Regions from separate parts of the Homo sapiens genome. Here region 2 is linked to region 1. Evidence: chromatin loops called from intact Hi-C (ENCODE). Cell type or tissue: PC-9. All regions are shown on one strand. Each heading gives the region's core, and the rest is flanking DNA. Links, peaks and the distances in the headings are about the cores only. Region 1 overlaps SYT16 (synaptotagmin 16). Region 2 overlaps PRKCH (protein kinase C eta).

Evidence for each region. A loop is a pair of places that touch in the nucleus more often than their neighbours do. Peaks named below come from ENCODE experiments on the same cell type or tissue, not always from the same donor. Only the 100,000 strongest peaks of a DNase experiment are listed, where the experiment ranks them.
Region 2: it touches region 1 in a loop (3-fold over the local background); 2 of 110 quality-filtered maps call a loop at or near these places.

The regions. Positions count from the first base shown.
Region 1 is chr14:61,835,944-61,840,335 of GRCh38, reverse strand. All of the region lies in intron 1 of SYT16 (synaptotagmin 16), which reads right to left. Among named protein-coding and RNA genes, the nearest start is that of SYT16, 25 kb to the right of the region's middle. In PC-9, for the core only: CTCF peaks have their summits at 2,352 and 2,551 (motif pointing right); DNase peaks (open chromatin) are centred at 1,465 and 2,575; H3K27ac peaks cover 1,766 bases.
Region 2 is chr14:61,387,101-61,391,492 of GRCh38, reverse strand. PRKCH (protein kinase C eta) reads right to left here. Exons shown (of 14, transcript NM_006255.5): 2 at 205-268. Among named protein-coding and RNA genes, the nearest start is that of PRKCH-AS1, 66 kb to the right of the region's middle. RefSeq lists enhancers at 2,619-2,988, 3,489-3,588. In PC-9, for the core only: no CTCF peak of the experiment used is centred there; DNase peaks (open chromatin) are centred at 2,092, 2,562 and 3,132; H3K4me3 peaks cover 1,644 bases; H3K27ac peaks cover 4,000 bases.

The DNA.
Region 1 (4,392 bases), core at 134-4,133:
GTCTCCCAAAACTAAAACCACCAACTTCTCTCCCAAGCTCTAGACTCGTATTTCCAATAGCGCACCTTGCCTCCCTATCCAGAAGTCCCACAGGCTCTTAAATGTGCCCCCAAATGATTCATTATCTTGGCCTCCAAATCTGCTTCTTCTCTTATCTTCTGTCTCAATGTGATTTTCATCCCACCAGTTGTCTAAACTTGAAAAATTCTATAATCTTTTATTTTCTCCCTTATTCCCTACATGTAATCTATGACATACAAGCCCTGGATTCTGTCTCCAAAATGTCTTATATCCACACATTCCCCATGAATTGTCTGAGTTCAGCCCCTGAATACCTCTTGCTTGACCTAATCCAATAATCACTAACTCATCTCTCCTTCTCCTCTCCCTTTCCCTTCTTCCTCTTCTGCTCCCCTCCCCTCCTCTTTCCCTCCTCCCTCCCCCTTTCCCCTCCACAATGTTCCCAGATTAATGACATTCTTCATCACAAGAAAAAGACATAGAAATACAGTTAGCCCTGAGGAACTGGCACATTTCCCTAAGTAAGCGCATGGGAATATAATGCAACAGAAAATGGACTGTGATTTGCTGGCCTAAAAAATAAATTACGATTTTGTTGGCTTTTCAAATGAGGTCAAATGTGATTGGGCTCCAACCCAGTTCACATTTACTCATTTCCTCAGATAATTCCAAAACGTGCATCACTCTCAGCCACAGAGCATTCCCACACTTGTACTGGTGCAGTTCTCACTGCCTGAATGTACTGCACCTCACTCTTTTCCCACCAAGCAGATGCTTTCTCACGGCACAGCTAAAATATCATCTCATATAGGTTACCTCCTGACTTATATATAACTCCTCCTGCAATTATCATCACTTCTGTGTTAGTCCATTTTGTGCTGCTATAACAAAATACTACAGACTGGGTAGTTTACGAAGAATGGAAATTTATTTCTCACAGTTCTGGAGGCTGAAAAGTCTCCAAGATCAAGGTACCAGCATCTGGTGAGGGCCTTCTTGATGTGTCCTCACATGGCAGAAGAACAGCAGAGCATGAATCCACTCCCAAGAGTTGTTTTTATAGTGGCATTAATCCATTCATGAGAGCAGAGCCCTATCACCTAAACACCTCCCTTTGGCCACACATCTCAATAATGTTACCTTGGGGATTACGTTTCCAACACATGAATTTTGGAGGGCACATTTAGACTACAGCAACTTCCTTTAGCACTCCCACAGAACTCCAGCTGTATTCCTCTCCTAGCACTTAGTACTTGATTACCATTCTGTAATTGTGGCTGCGAGGTCATCTTCATTTTGCAAGAACCCAGCACAGTGCTTAGACCATGGCGGGGGGGTGGGGGGCCGGTGGGGAAACACCCTCAATAAACACCCTTTCACTTGCTAGGGATGGCCCAAGTAAAGAGAAGATTTAGCTGCAGAAGCCTTAGGCCTGTTGCCTACATCAAACACAATGGGGCATGATGATTCATCGAGATATTAATTTGTACTTTCTTCCTGCTGCTATTGCTACTATCAGTATTTTTCCCTTCTCCCTTCCAATAACATAGACAACTTTATGTTTGGAGTTTTTGAGTCCTTAGCAAGAGTCACACTCCATTTTTAATAATTTTGTGAATTTCAGGGTAATAAATTGAAGTTTCAAGGTACTTACAAAAGTTCCCATCCAGACAGGGCTTTGTGAAAGAAAGCCTATGCCAAAAGGGAAAGGACAGGAATATTCTCCAGAACAGGAAAGGAATGAATTTAAGAGATTGTGTTCTGTCAGAAACACAGACCTCGTTCCCACCTGTGCCTGGGTAGGTGGGAGCTGGGGGAGCTCTTCCAGAAAGCCAACAGTAGATGGACATGGTGCATTCTCTCTCAGGGTGGTCGTCAGTGGGTGAACAGCTGGGAGGGTCCTCTGACAGCCTAGTTGCTGGGGATCATGTCTTCAGCAGCAGCATGTCGGAATGTGCAGTGGTCATGACGGAGCCAACTGTGGGGAGTGGACTGGGCCCCATCCCAAATTTATGGCACTGTACCAGCCTGGGATTCTTATATTATCCTATGGAGTGGGAAAGGGTATCAGTAATGATTGAGATTTAATTTTCCCACCAGTCAGGTAGTTAATTCAATATAGAAAAATAAAGGAATGTGACCTAAAAGAGAACTGTGCTCTAAAATTAATGTCTACTACATAATGCTCACTCCAATCCCCAGGAAAAGTACAGTATCTCTCAGAGCAGCCCTGAAACAGCTTTGAGACATAACATTGACCTATTCTTGCTTTGAACACACATTATCTAATATGTCAAGATGTCATTACAGGGGCAACGAAATTTCTTGCATATATATTTCTGTTTAAAGCTATTAGAAAGTCTTCTTTTGGTGTATGCTATGAAGTATCTCTTCAAATCCTATTAGTTCAAAAAGCTAAAGGCAGAAGCAATCCAGGGTGACCAATTTCAGCTTTGCTGGATACTGAGAAAGACATAGGAAGGAAGCCGACATCTGAGGAAGTACAGTTCCCAAACATGGCCACAAGGTGGCAGGGTGACTCTGCACGCCAGAAGCATAGCATCCAAGGCGTGGCTGTTCTGGAATGCACAGAGAAAGAGAACCCAGGAGACAGGCAATACAGAATAATTGGAAAGCCTGTATCTAGAGGACTTTTCCACTGAGCGGTGGATTCTCATATTATTAATGTACCCATCTTCTAGAGGCAAACCCTCCAAGAGCCTTTGTGAGGCCTTAGCAGCTTTCAGATGCCGATTCCCCAGCTCCAAGATCAGCCTCAGCTGCACGGCAGCTCACGCCTGTAATCACAGCTACTCGGGAGGCTGAGGTGGGAGGATCACTTGAAGCCAGGAGTTCGAGACCAGCCTGGCCAACATAGCAAAACCCTGTCTCTACTGAATATACAAAAAATTAGCTGGGCAAGGTGGCCCACACCTGTAGTCCCAGCTACTTAGGGAGGCTGAGGTGGGAGGATCACTTGAGCCCAGGAGACAGAGGTTGCAGTGAACCAAGATCGCACCACTGCACTCCAGCCTGGTCAACAGAGCAAGACCCTGTCTCAAAAAAAAAAAAAAAAAAAAATCAGCCTCTGCCACTCAGTGGAGAATCATGGAAATCTGTTAGGATCAACACCTATGAGGAGGCCTGGCCCTGCTCACCAGCACAGACTTACCACTGAATAGAGGTATCATTTGAAACCCCCTCAATCTCAAAGTCCTGTCTTCAAACAGGAAGAAAGATAAGCTCAATGTCAAACTCATCAAATGCAGGTTCAACTGCCTCAGTCAAGGGGAATTGGCCTTATATTCAAATCACTTCCCTTGCTCCTCCTATCAGTAGGGGTTAGCGTACTGTCTGCAGGGGAGGTAGGAGAGATTGGAAAATCTGCAGAGCAATCAGAAAATTTGCATGAAATCATGACAGAAAATAAAAACCTAACTGGGTATTAATTTAAGGCCACACAAAAAAATTCATAGAAGTTTAGAAATTCAATGAAAGAAATTAAGACAGACATAAATAAATGGATGTAAAGGTTACCTATGACTGAATGGCTAACAAGCTTGTTTCCCCGGCCCTCTCATCAATTCTGTAAGCTGCCATGTAACTCTATAGTTGAGACTCTTTTCTCTTAAGGTAGTTGAGTAGGTTGTAATGTCTGCAATAAAAATCCTGGTTATTACAACAGAAGACAAGGAAACAAATAGAATTAGTAAATCACTCTAGAGAAAAAAGCAAATCAATGGGAGGTGGAGTAGAAAGGAAAATGAGGGACTGGGGAAGGAATGTAGGAGAATGGCTACAGGATTTCAGAAGGTGCACATTTAATATTCAATTTTAGACTGTTTATGTTACCAAGATATAAACTTCTCCTATCCCTCCAAACCATCAATTGGTTTTCTACATATTCAAATGCCTTTCAAGTGAATGGACTGCTGATGTTTGTGTGAATTAAGGCAAATGGATTCCTTTTCCTTTGCCGATCTGGGCCATTGCAATGCAGACACAAGAGCAGCCACCGGCAGTAAAGTAGAGCAATAAACACACGCAGGTGCAGGCACAAAGAGGTGGAAGGTACCATGAGAAATCAACCCCCAGGAATTCAATTTCTATGATGTGTATGAAGGATACAGGAGTAAAGACTTGAGCTGACCTCTGGGTTATACAAAGATAAGCTGCCCCTAGACCAGTGGTTTTCAAACTTTAGCAAGTACCAGAATCACCTGGGGGGCTAATCAAAACACTGATTGCTACGCTCCACCAGGTTTCTCAATCAGTGGATCTGATACAAGTTCTGATTAATTAAATTTCTAACAAGTTCCCGGTGATGGCAACGTTACTAGTCCAGTAACCATATTTTGTAAACCACCGTTC
Region 2 (4,392 bases), core at 153-4,152, 450 kb after region 1:
CCAGATTTAGCAAATATATTTAATTTGGCAACCTGAACCAATAGACCACTGGGCAACAAAATACTAGCCAGCCCAACTTATGAAAGTGATTTTTTAAGCATCTCTTACAACATGCTCTTTTTTATAATGTCCATGATAGAAATTCCTACTGAGTGTAAACCAAGATTACATGTATTCTGGAAACTACCCAAAACTCATTCTTACCTTCAGTGAAACTCCCGGTAAGGGTTATTACCACAAATACTTTCCCCTCTGGCTCGAGATCCACCTACAAAGAGAAAAAAAAATGTATATTATATGTTAGTTTTAAAATATTTTTGTGGGCCTTAAACAATTCATCACAGAGAGGCCTAATGTGTAAATCACAGCCACAAATCAAATAAATCTAAGTCTTTCATTAAATAGTAGAGTGGCAGGGAAACAAGTGAAAGCTCAAAAAACTGTAAAGACTGAAAAGAAACCACATTTTATCAGTTTCCTTCCTCTTGAATTTTATTCTCTCCCATTTTTGGCTTGTCATAATATAGACAGGCACATCCACATACTTGGTAATTGTTTTTGAGACCTCCATATCTTATGCATATGGCTTATAAGAGCAGCATTTTACTAAACCACATGGCAAGAATATGAAATAGAGAAATAACGGCAACATACAAGGTAATGAACACATGTGGCTTGGTCAACTGCAAATCTTTAGTTTTATGGAGTAAAAAGTATAAAGAGTCTCTGCTACATATTTCCACCAAAGTCTGGTCAATCTTAAGGAAGCACTAGGGAAGGAAGTTTAGGAGCCTTGCATTCACTACTCTTTTTTTTTTGAGAGAGAGAGGTAGTTTCACTTTGTTGCCCAGGCTGGAGTGCAGTGGCATGATCTCAGCTCACTGCAACCTCCATCTCCTAGGTTCAAGCAATTCTGCCTCAGTCTCCTGAGTAGCTGGGATTACAGGCGTGTGCCACCACATCTGATCTGTTTTTGTATTTTTTAGTAGAGATGGGGTTTCACCATGTTGGCCAGGCTGGTCTCGAACTCCTGACTTCAAATGATCCTCCCGCCTCAGCCTCCCAAAGTGCTGGGATTACAGGCGTGAGACACTGTGTCGGACTGCTACTCTTAATTAGTCACGGGAGTATCAACATACCTTGAAGTTACCTATCAGCTGAAATATCAAGACATGCATTCTGCAAGCAATGCAGCTTGAAGTCTTTTCATATGGTGTCGTCCTCTGCATATAGTCCAGTTTCCGAAAGACCCCATACAGCATGGCGCCCAGGATGAACAGCACCTCTGGCTCTGTTCTGATCACCACTAGCTTAGGTGGGCGGACTCCCCTCTTCCTACCGGATGCTAACTTCACTATCCATGAACACCTCTAAGCCTTGCATTGTGAGGCTCTTGTGGACTCAAATACATGAATTTACAATTGTCCTTAAATAAATCTTTTCAGATTCTGCCCATGGCTCCATTTTTATTTTATTTTTCTCTTTCTTTGGCTGTGGCTCCATTTCTGCCTTTGACCTTTCATCTGAAGAGGAAGACTGGCATATAGAGAAGTTTCACTAGAGATACGAATGACCATTTTTGGTCAAATATTAAATTTAAAATAAGCTGCAAATAGTCACATGGTACAGTGGAAAGAGCCCCCCTACTAGACCAGGCCAAGAACTCTAGTCTGATTCTGTCACAGCTGGTTCTGGACCCTGGGCAAGGTCCTTTACCACACTGAGCCTCACTCTTCCAATCTGAAAAGTCTATGGCATCATTATTTAGCATTTTTTCTCTTTTTTTTTTTTTTTGAGACAGGGTCTCACTGTCTCCCAGGCTGGAGTGCAGTGGCACAATCATAGCTCACTGCAGCCTTGAACTCCCAGCCTCAAGCGATTCTCCTGCCTCAGCCTCCCAAGTAGCTAGGACTATAGGCATGTGCCACCATAACCAGCTTGCCTGCTTATCTAGGTATGTATGTATGTATGTAGAGACAAGGTCTCACTATGTTGCCCAGTCTCAAACTCTTAGGCTCAAGCAATCCTCCCACCTCAGCCTCTCAAGTCACTGGGATTACAAGTGTGAGTCACTGTGCCTGGCATTGGCCTAGCGTTTCTAACACAGCCTCCACATATGATCTCAAAGATTTTTTTTTTTTTTAAGACAGAGTCTCCCTCTGTCACCCAGGCTGGACTTCAATGCTGCAATCATGACTCACTGTAGCCTCGACCACCTGGGTTCAAGTGATTTTCCTGCCTCAGCCCCCCAAGTAGCTGGGACCACAGGCACATGCCATCATGCCTGGCTTAGAGAGGCATGTTGCCCAGACTGGTCTTGAACTCCTGAGACCAGGCAATCCGCCCGCCTTGGCCTCCCAGAGTGCTGGGATTACAGGCGAGAGCCACCATGCCCAGCCAATCTCAAAGATTCTTAACAGTACTGTTTACTTTTTTAAAATTTATTGTATCTACCCATGACAAAGCCCCCAAAAATGCACTGGACTTACCCTAGGTCACCACCACACCCTGATTATATACTTTTTCAAAATAAAAGATGCCTGCTTTGTTCAGATTCAGAAAGCTTAACCTGTATAACAACCTATTCTTACAACCCACCCTTTCTCTGCATAAAACCTGTTACCAATGTGGTTACCACACTATAAATCACCTCCCTGTTCAAATCAGCTACTTGCATCATGACTACTGTTAACAATATCCTCTTAACTATCTTAATACCACTTGTGAACCTTTATAGAACAGCTCTGAAAATAGAGCTCTCTAGAGAGATGACTAAACAGGATATCAGCCTCTAATTGTCTCCACTCTCTGCCTTGACTTGTTTCAAGTCAAAAATACATTATTTTTAAAAGCCACACTCCCTCATCTTCAATATAAAGGCCTGCCAGAGAATACATACATACACATACATTCGACCTCACAACATAAACTACTGCTGGCACAGGCACAGTTGCTGCCTGGCCGCCTCCGCCATCCTGCAGCCCACAGCCAGCCCGTAAACTCCCTTCAACACTTCCCTGAGGGCCCACAAAGGCCTTTCCACCCCAAGATGGGTCAGGAGCTACTCTGACAGACAGCAGGAGATTCCACCAGTTAGAAGCAGGAGCTCTCACAAGTAGAACAGGTTTCCTTCCGCATTTTTGACCCATGTCACCCACTGTGGTGGAAAAGCCGGATTTAAACACGGTCTTCAAGTGTTGTCCACCTAGGGCAGATGTGGTAAGACACTGGACCTTAGAACAGGGTTTTACAAACTGCAGGTTGAAACTTTTTAGAGAGACATGAAAGCAACTTAGTGGGTTGCACACAATGGGGATTTCTTTCTTTTTTTTTTTTTTTTTTTTTGAGACAGAGTCTCGCTCTGTCACCCAGGCTGGTGTGCAGTAGCACCATCTCGGCTCACTGCAATCTCTGCCTCCTGGGTTCAAGTGATTCTCCTGCCTCAGCCTCCCACATAGCTGGGACTACAGGCACATGTCACCACACCTGGCTGATTTTTGTAATTTTAGTAGAGATGGGGTTTCGCCATGTTGGCAAGGCTGGTCTCAAACTTCTGACCTCAGGAGATCTGTCCACCTCAGCCTCCCAAAGTGCTGGAATTACAGGCATGAGCCACCACACCCAGCGGACAATAGGGATTTCAAAGTAGAATAAAAACAGAACAGAAAATATGAACATGCTACAGGTAGTAAGGAAAAGCACTGTTTCATGCAACTTTTGTGTGTAGTTTTGTATACATATAAAAGGGTACAGTAGGTTTTAATGTAAAGATGTATTCCTTACTGTGTCACAGAGAAACAGTTTGAAAAATGTGGCTTTGGAGGTTATTTGTTCCTTCTATACACTGCTGATGGGCTGTTATCATTTATTCACGGTAGTTGCTTAGATACCCCCCAGTGACAACCAATTCACTACCTTAACAGCTGGCCTATTTCATTCCTGTACAATATAGACAGATCTTTCTCTATGAATACAAACGCAGCAAGACCAATAATTTCCACTCATTTACCTTAGTTTCGCCCTCTACAGCTCCAGTGGACACTGTCTCTAGCTAGTACATCCATCCCAGCTTCTGGGAATAACACTTGAGCTTTATTTGAGAACTACTCCTCCCTCACATGTAGTCCAAATGGCTCATCTGGGATTCTGCCCCTAACTCCAGAGTGGACATGTGAGCAGGCCTAGCAGATCAGAGCACTGACTGAACTCTGCACAGCTGGCCTGGGGCAGGCACATTCCTTCTCTCTGGCTATCAGTGTAATTACAACTCCCTACCCGGTATCAGCATCTACTGGTTCAGGTTTGAGCACAAAAATCCAAGTAGGTCCAACTAGGAATCCTGGATCTACAAGGAAGGGACAAGATCTCGCTTCTGCTAAACTTCAATCTGGA